2 separate regions of the Homo sapiens genome follow, and region 2 is linked to region 1. A link is a contact called in ENCODE Hi-C or POLR2A ChIA-PET data. All regions are on one chromosome and are shown on one strand. Each heading gives the region's core, a stretch centred on a gene start or an enhancer-like site at or near the end of the contact. The rest is flanking DNA. Distances are from core to core; before and after follow the strand shown. Region 1 holds the start of TSHZ2-AS1 (TSHZ2 antisense RNA 1). Region 2 holds the start of ZNF217-AS1 (ZNF217 antisense RNA 1).

What was found. Hi-C counts contacts between places; a loop is a spot of excess contacts on that map. ChIA-PET counts read pairs that join two places held with the same protein, here RNA polymerase II (POLR2A).
Region 2: POLR2A ChIA-PET joins it to region 1 with 14 read pairs in HepG2. The contact joins the promoter of ZNF217-AS1 here to the promoter of TSHZ2-AS1 in region 1. A Hi-C loop is called at or near these places in 1 of 168 maps with a recorded cell type or tissue (Caco-2). POLR2A ChIA-PET finds 5 or more read pairs at or near these places in 8 of 52 experiments (Caco-2, GM12878, H1 and 5 more).

What each region holds. Positions count from the first base shown.
Region 1 is chr20:53,503,068-53,506,902 of GRCh38, forward strand. TSHZ2-AS1 (TSHZ2 antisense RNA 1) reads right to left here and starts at 1,251. Exons shown (of 6, transcript NR_187667.1): 1 at 1,042-1,251. RefSeq lists an enhancer at 1,003-1,653.
Region 2 is chr20:53,550,609-53,554,443 of GRCh38, forward strand. It overlaps ZNF217-AS1 (ZNF217 antisense RNA 1), which reads left to right and starts at 2,162. Exons shown (of 6, transcript NR_110051.1): 1 at 2,162-2,479.

The sequences.
Region 1 (3,835 bases), core at 1-2,500:
GCACTTTACAACAGCCAAGTGAAGCATTTGCTACGGAAACTTACATGGATCTCTCCTCGCTCCACACCGCTGCATGGCACCCTCTGGGTTACAGTGATGCCATCATAATACAATTTCATTTTTTGTTCCCCAAGGCCAAAAATATCTACTATCTAGTCGTTTACCAAAAATCTTTGACGAGCCCCATTACTCTGTCACTAGATTTCAGACTCATGAAGACAGGAGCAAAATCCTGCTTGGTCTCCCACTGTTTCACCAGCTCCTGCAACAGAGTCTATCAGCCCTCACACTGCACAGTTGCTTAAAAAAAATAAAATTATGTATACATAGAAAAGAATCAGGCCGGGCATGGTGGCTCATGCCTGTAACCTGAGTACTTTGGGACGCCAAGGCAGGCAGATCACTTGAACCCAGGAGTTTGGGACCAGCCTGGACAACATGATGAAACTCCATCTCTACAGAAAATTTAAAAAATTATCCAAGTGTGGTGGTATGTGCCTGCAGTCACAGCTACTCGGGAGGGTGAGGCAGGAGAATCATCTGAGTCCCAGAGTTCAAGGCTGCAGTGAGCCATGATTGTGCCACTGCACTTCAGTCTGGGCGACAGAGCAAGACCCTGTCTCAAAAAAGGAAGGAAGAGAGGGAGGAAGGGAGGGAGGAAGGAAGGGAGGAAGGGAGGGAGGAAGGGAGGGAGGAAAGAAAGGAGGGAGAAAGGGAGGAAAGGAGGGAGGGAGGAAGGGAGACAGGGAGGAAGGAGGGAGGAAGGAAGGATCAACAGATACGTGGAGGAGCCAAGATGGCCGAATAGGAACAGCTCCGGTCTACAGCTCCCAGCGTGAGCGACACAGAAGACGGGTGATTTCTGCATTTCCATCTGAGGTACCGGGTTCATCTCACTAGGGAGTGCCAGACAGTGGGTGCGGGTCAGTGGGTGTGCGCACCGTGCGTGAGCCGAAGCAGGGCGAGGCATTGCCTCACTTGGGAAGCGCAAGGGGTCAGGGAGTTCCCTTTCTGAGTCAAAGAAAGGGGTGACGGACTCACCTGGAAAATCGGGTCACTCCCACCCGAATATTGCGCTTTTCGGACGGGCTTAAAAAACGGCGCACCACGAGATTATATCCGGCACCTGGCTCGGAGGGTCCTACGCCCACGGAGTCTCGCTGATTGCTAGCACAGCAGTCTGAGATCAAACTGCAAGGCGGCAGTGAGGCTGGCGGAGGGGCGCCCGCCATTGCCCAGGCTTGCTTAGGTAAACAAAGCAGCCGGGAAGCTCCAACTGGGCCCAGCCCACCACAGCTCAAGGAGTCCTGCCTGCCTCTGTAGGCTCCACCTCTGGGGGCAGGGCACAGACAAACAAAAAGACAGCAGTAACCTCTGCAGACTTAAATGTCCCTGTCTGACAGCTTTGAAGAGAGCAGTGGTTCTCCCAGCACGCAGCTGGAGATCTGAGAACGGGCAGACTGCCTCCTCAAGTGGGTCCCTGACCCCTGACCCCCGAGCAGCCTAACTGGGAGGCACCCCCCAGCAGGGGCACACTGACACCTCACACGGCAGGGTATTCCAACAGACCTGCAGCTGAGGGTCCTGTCTGTTAGAAGGAAAACTAACAAACAGAATGGACATCCACACCAAAAACCCATCTGTACATCACCATCATCAAAGACCAAAAGTAGATAAAACCACAAAGATGGGGAAAAAACAGAACAGAAAAACTGGAAACTCTAAAACGCAGAGCGCCTCTCCTCCTCCAAAGGAACGCAGTTCCTCACCAGCAACGGAACAAAGCTGGATGGAGAATGACTTTGATCAGCTGAGAGAAGAAGGCTTCAGACGATCAAATTACTCTGAGCTACGGGAGGACATTCAAACCAAAGGCAAAGAAGTTGAAAACTTTGAAAAAAATTTAGAAGAATGTATAACTAGAATAACCAATACAGAGAAGTGCTTAAAGGAGCTGATGGAGCTGAAAACCAAGGCTCGAGAACTACATGAAGAATGCAGAAGCCTCAGGAGCCGATGCAATCAACTGGAAGAAAGGGTATCAGCGATGGAAGATGAAATAAATGAAATGAAGCGAGAAGGGAAGTTTAGAGAAAAAAGAATAAAAAGAAATGAGCAAAGCCTCCAAGAAATATGGGACTATGTGAAAAGACCAAATCTACGTCTGATTGGTATACCTGAAAGTGATGGGGAGAATGGAACCAAGTTGGAAAACACTCTGCAGGATATTATCCAGGAGAACTTCCCCAATCTAGCAAGGCAGGCCAACGTTCAGATTCAGGAAATACAGAGAATGCCACAAAGATACTCCTCGAGAAGAGCAACTCCAAGACACATAATTGTCAGATTCACCAGAGTTGAAATGAAGGAAAAAATGTTAAGGGCAGCCAGAGAGAAAGGTTGGGTTACCCTCAAAGGGAAACCCATCAGACTAACAGCGGATCTCTCAGCAGAAACCCTACAAGCCAGAAGAGAGTGGGGGCCAATATTCAACATTCTTAAAGAAAAGAATTTTCAACCCAGAATTTCATATCCAGCCAAACTAAGCTTCATAAGTGAAGGAGAAATAAAATACTTTACAGACAAGCAAATGCTGAGAGATTTTGTCACCACCAGGCCTGCCCTAAAAGAGCTCCTGAAGGAAGCGCTAAACATGGAAAGGAACAACCGGTACCAGCCGCTGCAAAATCATGCCAAAATATACAGACCATCGAGACTAGGAAGAAACTGCATCAACTAACGAGCAAAATCACCAGCTAACATCATAATTACAGGATCAAATTCACACACAACAATATTAACCTTAAATGTAAATGGACTAAATGCTCCAATTAAAAGACACAGACTGGCAAATTGGATAAAGAGTCAAGACCCATCAGTGTGCTGTATTCAGGAAACCCATCTCACGTGCAGAGACACACATAGGCTCAAAATAAAGGGATGGAGGAAGATCTACCAAGCAAATGGAAAACAAAAAAAGGCAGGGGTTGCAATCCTAGTCTCAGATAAAACAGACTTTAAACCAACAAAGATCAAAAGAGACAAAGAAGGCCATTACATAATGGTAAAGGGATCAATTCAACAAGAAGAGCTAACTATCCTAAATATATATGCACCCAATACAGGAGCACCCAGATTCATAAAGCAAGTCCTGAGTGACCTACAAAGAGACTTAGACTCCCACACATTAATAATGGGAGACTTTAACACCCCACTGTCAACATTAGACAGATCAACGAGACAGAAAGTCAACAAGGATACCCAGGAATTGAACTCAGCTCTGCACCAAGCGGACCTAATAGACATCTACAGAACCCTCCACCCCAAATCAACAGAATATACATTTTTTTCAGCACCACACCACACCTATTCCAAAATTGACCACATACTTGGAAGTAAAGCTCTCCTCAGCAAATGTAAAAGAACAGAGATTATAACAAACTATCTCTCAGACCACAGTGCAATCAAACTAGAACTCAGGATTAAGAATCTCTCTCAAAACCGCTCAACTACATGGAAACTGAACAACCTGCTCCTGAATGACTACTGGATACATAACGAAATGAAGGCAGAAATAAAGATGTTCTTTGAAACCAATGAGAACAAAGACACAACATACCAGAATCTCTGGGACTCATTCAAAGCAGTGTGTAGAGGGAAATTTATAGCACTAAATGCCCACAAGAGAAAGCAGGAAAGATCCAAAATTGACACCCTAACATCACAATTAAAAGAACTAGAAAAGCAAGAGCAAACACATTCAAAAGCTAGCAGAAGGCAAGAAATAACTAAAATCAGAGCAGAACTGAAGGAAATAGAGACACAAAAAACCCTT
Region 2 (3,835 bases), core at 912-3,411, 48 kb after region 1:
GGCCTAGGTGGGAGGATCACTTGACCCCAGGAGTTCCCGACCAGCCTGAGCAACATAGTAAGACCTTCTTGTCTCCTCAAAAAATAAAAATAAAAAAAATTACCCGAGTATTGTGCTGAACACCTGGGGCCCCAGCTACTCAGGAGGCTGAGGCAGGCAGGAGGATCACCTGAGCCCAGGAGGTCGGAGCTGCAGTGAGCTGCGATTGCGCCACTGCCCTCCAGCCTGGGTGACAGAGCAAGACCCTGTCTCGAAAAAAAAAAAAAAAGTTACACTAAGGGCAAGAAACCAGACACAAAAACCACATAATTCCAGTCATATGGAATGCCCAGAATAGGTAAATCCATACAGACAGAAGCTAGATTAGTGGTTGCCAGAGGCTAGGGGAGGGAAGGATGGCGGGTGGTGGCCTAACTGGGCTTCCTTTTGAGACAATGGAAATATTTTGAAACTTGATAATAGAGGTGGTGGTTGCACAACGTTGTCAGTGTACTAACAGCTATTGAATTGTACACTTTAATATAGTTTTTCTTTTTGAATTTTTTTCTTCTTTTTACATATATTTTGTTTATTGGCCTCCAGCTTTGCATAATGTGGTATATTTTATGTTTTGTAAATTTTACCTCAATATAAATAAACATATACATTTTCAAAACATTTTTAAATGTGTGTGATGTTCTGATGAAGAAAACTCAGGCCCTCGAGCCCAGCAGTCTGTTTCCAGTCCCAACTCAGCCATGTGCCAGCTTTTGTGTGTGTGTGTGTGTGTGTGTGTGTGTGTGTGTGTGTGTCATGGAGTTTCTCTCTTATCGCCCAGGCTGGAGTGCAATGCAGCAATCTTGGCTCACTGCAACCTCCGTCTCCCGGGTTCAAGCAATTCTCCTGCCTCAGCCTCCCGAGCAGCTGGGATTACAGGCATGCACCACCACACCTGGCTAATTTTGTATTTTTAGTAGAAACCTCAGGTGATCTGCTCACCTCGGCCTCCCAAAGTGCTAGGATTACAGGCATGAGCCACTGCGCCCAGCCCATGCGCCAGCTTTATAACCTTGAACATGTTCCTTAACCACTCAAAGGCTCAGTTTCCTCACCTGAAAAAGGAAGGATATGTAGTTCCTTTTCTTTTGGTTTTGTTTAGTTTTGTTTGAGACAGGGATCTCATGCCGTTGGCCAGGCTGGAATGCAGTGGTGCGATCACAGCTCACTGCAACCTTGAACTCCTGGGCTCAAGCAATCCTCCCACCTCAGCCTCCAGAGTAGCTGAGACTACAGGCACATGCCACCAGACCTGGTTAATTTTTAAACTTTTTGTAGAGATGAGGTCTCACTACGTTTTCCAGGCTGGTCTCAAACTCCTGGGCTCAAGCAGTTCTCCCGCTTCGGCCTCCCAAAGCTCTGGGATTACATATAGTTCCTTTCCATGAGTTTGTTGTGAAGATTAAACAACACATTTATCACAATTAAGATAGCATCAGGATCAGAGTGAGGGTTTTGTAGCAAAGTTTTTGTTTGGTTTTGTTTTGTTATTTGGAATCAATGGAGCAAAAGCAAACACACACACACACACACACACACACACACACAAACACACACAGAGCCTTTGAAGTGAGACACGCGTTTGAATTTTGGCTCTGCCACCTACAACCTGGACCACATTGGGTAAAGCTGTTTAGACTCTCGAATCCTCAGTTTCCCAGCTCCTTAAGTACAGGATCTCATCTGACCTTCCTCATTAATACTGAATGACTTCAATTTAAGCAACGCCTGCATATATGACTGCTCACTAAAATATTATCTGTTGAGGCTGGCGTGGTGGCTCACTCCTGTAATCCCAGCACTTTGAGAGGCCCAGGCAGGCGGATCACTTGAGGCCAGGAGTTCAAGACCAGCCTGGCCAACATGGTGAAACTCCGTCTCTACTAAAAATACAAAAATTACCCAGGCATGGTGGTGCACACTTGTAATCCCAGCTACTCAGGAGGCTGAGGCAGGAGAATTGCTTGAACCCGGGAGGCAGAGGTTGTAGTGAGCTGAGATTGCGCCACTGCACTCCAGCCTAGGCGACAGAGCGAGACTCCATCTCAAAATTAAAAAAAAAAAAAATCATTGAAATGATAAAATAGAATCTTAACTTTTCCAGTTATTTTACAGGTTATGATAATCAAACATGTGACAACATTAAGCACCCTGGTAGAGGCAAGATTTGCCAGGCGGCTCTCACATACCCCTGCCTCCCACAATACTACCCCCGCCTCCCATGATATGATGAGATGACAAGGCACTTTACCTCTGCATTATACTCCACAAAACCCGTAATCCCAGACAATCATGAGAAAACATCAGACAAACCCAGATCAGCAGACATTCTACAAAACACCGAGTCCTTCCCAACACTGTCCACGGAATGAAAAACAAGGAAAATCTAAGAAATGGTCACAGACGAGAGAAGACTACAAGAGGCATGATGACTGAATGCAAGGTAGGATCCTGGGACAGAAAAAAAATCCCACCACTAATGGGAAAACTAGGGAATTCTAAATAAAGTAACATACCAGTGTTAATTTCTTAGTGTTGACAGATGCATTGTGCTTATGTAAGATGGTAGCACTAGGGCCAGCTGGGTGCAGGGTTGGAACTTGGGTTCGAATTCAGGAACTCTCTGCAATCTCTTTACAACTGTTCTGTGAATATAAAATTATTCCAGGCTGGGCGAGGTGGCTCAAGCCTGTAATCCCAGCACTTTGGGAGGCCAAGGGCAGGAGGATCACTTAAGGTCAGGGATTCGACACAAGCCCAGCCAACATGGTGAAACCCTGTCTCTACTAAAAGTGCAAAACTTAGCCAGGTGTGGTGGCGCCTGTAGTCCCATCTACTTGGGAGGCTGAGGCATGAGAATGGCTTGAACCTGGGAGGCGGAGGTTGCAGTGAGCCAAGATCACACCACTGCACTCCAGCCTGGGTGACAGAGCAAGACTAAAACTTAAAAAAAAAAAAATCCCAAAATAAAAAAGTTTTTTTAAAAAAGTGTGTGTATAGGCTGTGTGCAGTGGCTCACGCCTATAATCCCAGCACTTTGGGAGGCTGAGGCAGGAGGATCACAAGGTCAGGAGTTCAATACCAGCCTGGCCAACATGGTGAAACCCCGTCTCTACTAAAAATACAAAAATTAGCCAGGCATGGTGGCGGGTGCCTGTAATCCCAGCTACTTGGGAAGCTGAGACAGGAGAATTGCTTGAACCCGGGAGGCAGAGGTTGCAGTGAGCCGAGATTGTGCCACTGCACTCCAGCCTAGGCGACAGACTCCATCTCGGGGTGATGGGGGCAGTGGAGGGGGGGGAGTGGGTAGTGTGTGTGTAAAAACATTTTGTGAGCTATAAAATGTAGCCGAGGTGACCTTCCTGTGGCTTCCTGGTCCTCTAATGACCTCTGGCCTGTTGCCACCTCTGCAGCCTGCCAGTCCGATTTGCCTAAAACTAATTCACTGAATAATCAAATATCAAATGATCATTTCACTGACTTTTCCAATTGTGTTTTTAACAGCTTTTTTAAAAGCAAGAATATTTTAACAGCTTTAACAGAAAAGTACAATTTTGATTGCTGATTATGAAATGCAATTGTCTGAATAGTAGCTAACCGAAGCTGATATGCTGTCTGAGAAGCTGCTGGAAGAATCCTGAACATGCTAGAAAGTTGGCAAAATTGAAATCAATACAAACTAAAACGTTCCCTTATGAAGTGTTACTTTTTCCAATCAAAATTCCAACTTTTTTTATTTTTTTCAGACGTAGTTTCGCTCTTGTTGCCCAGGCTGGAGTGCAATGGCCCAGTCTCAGCT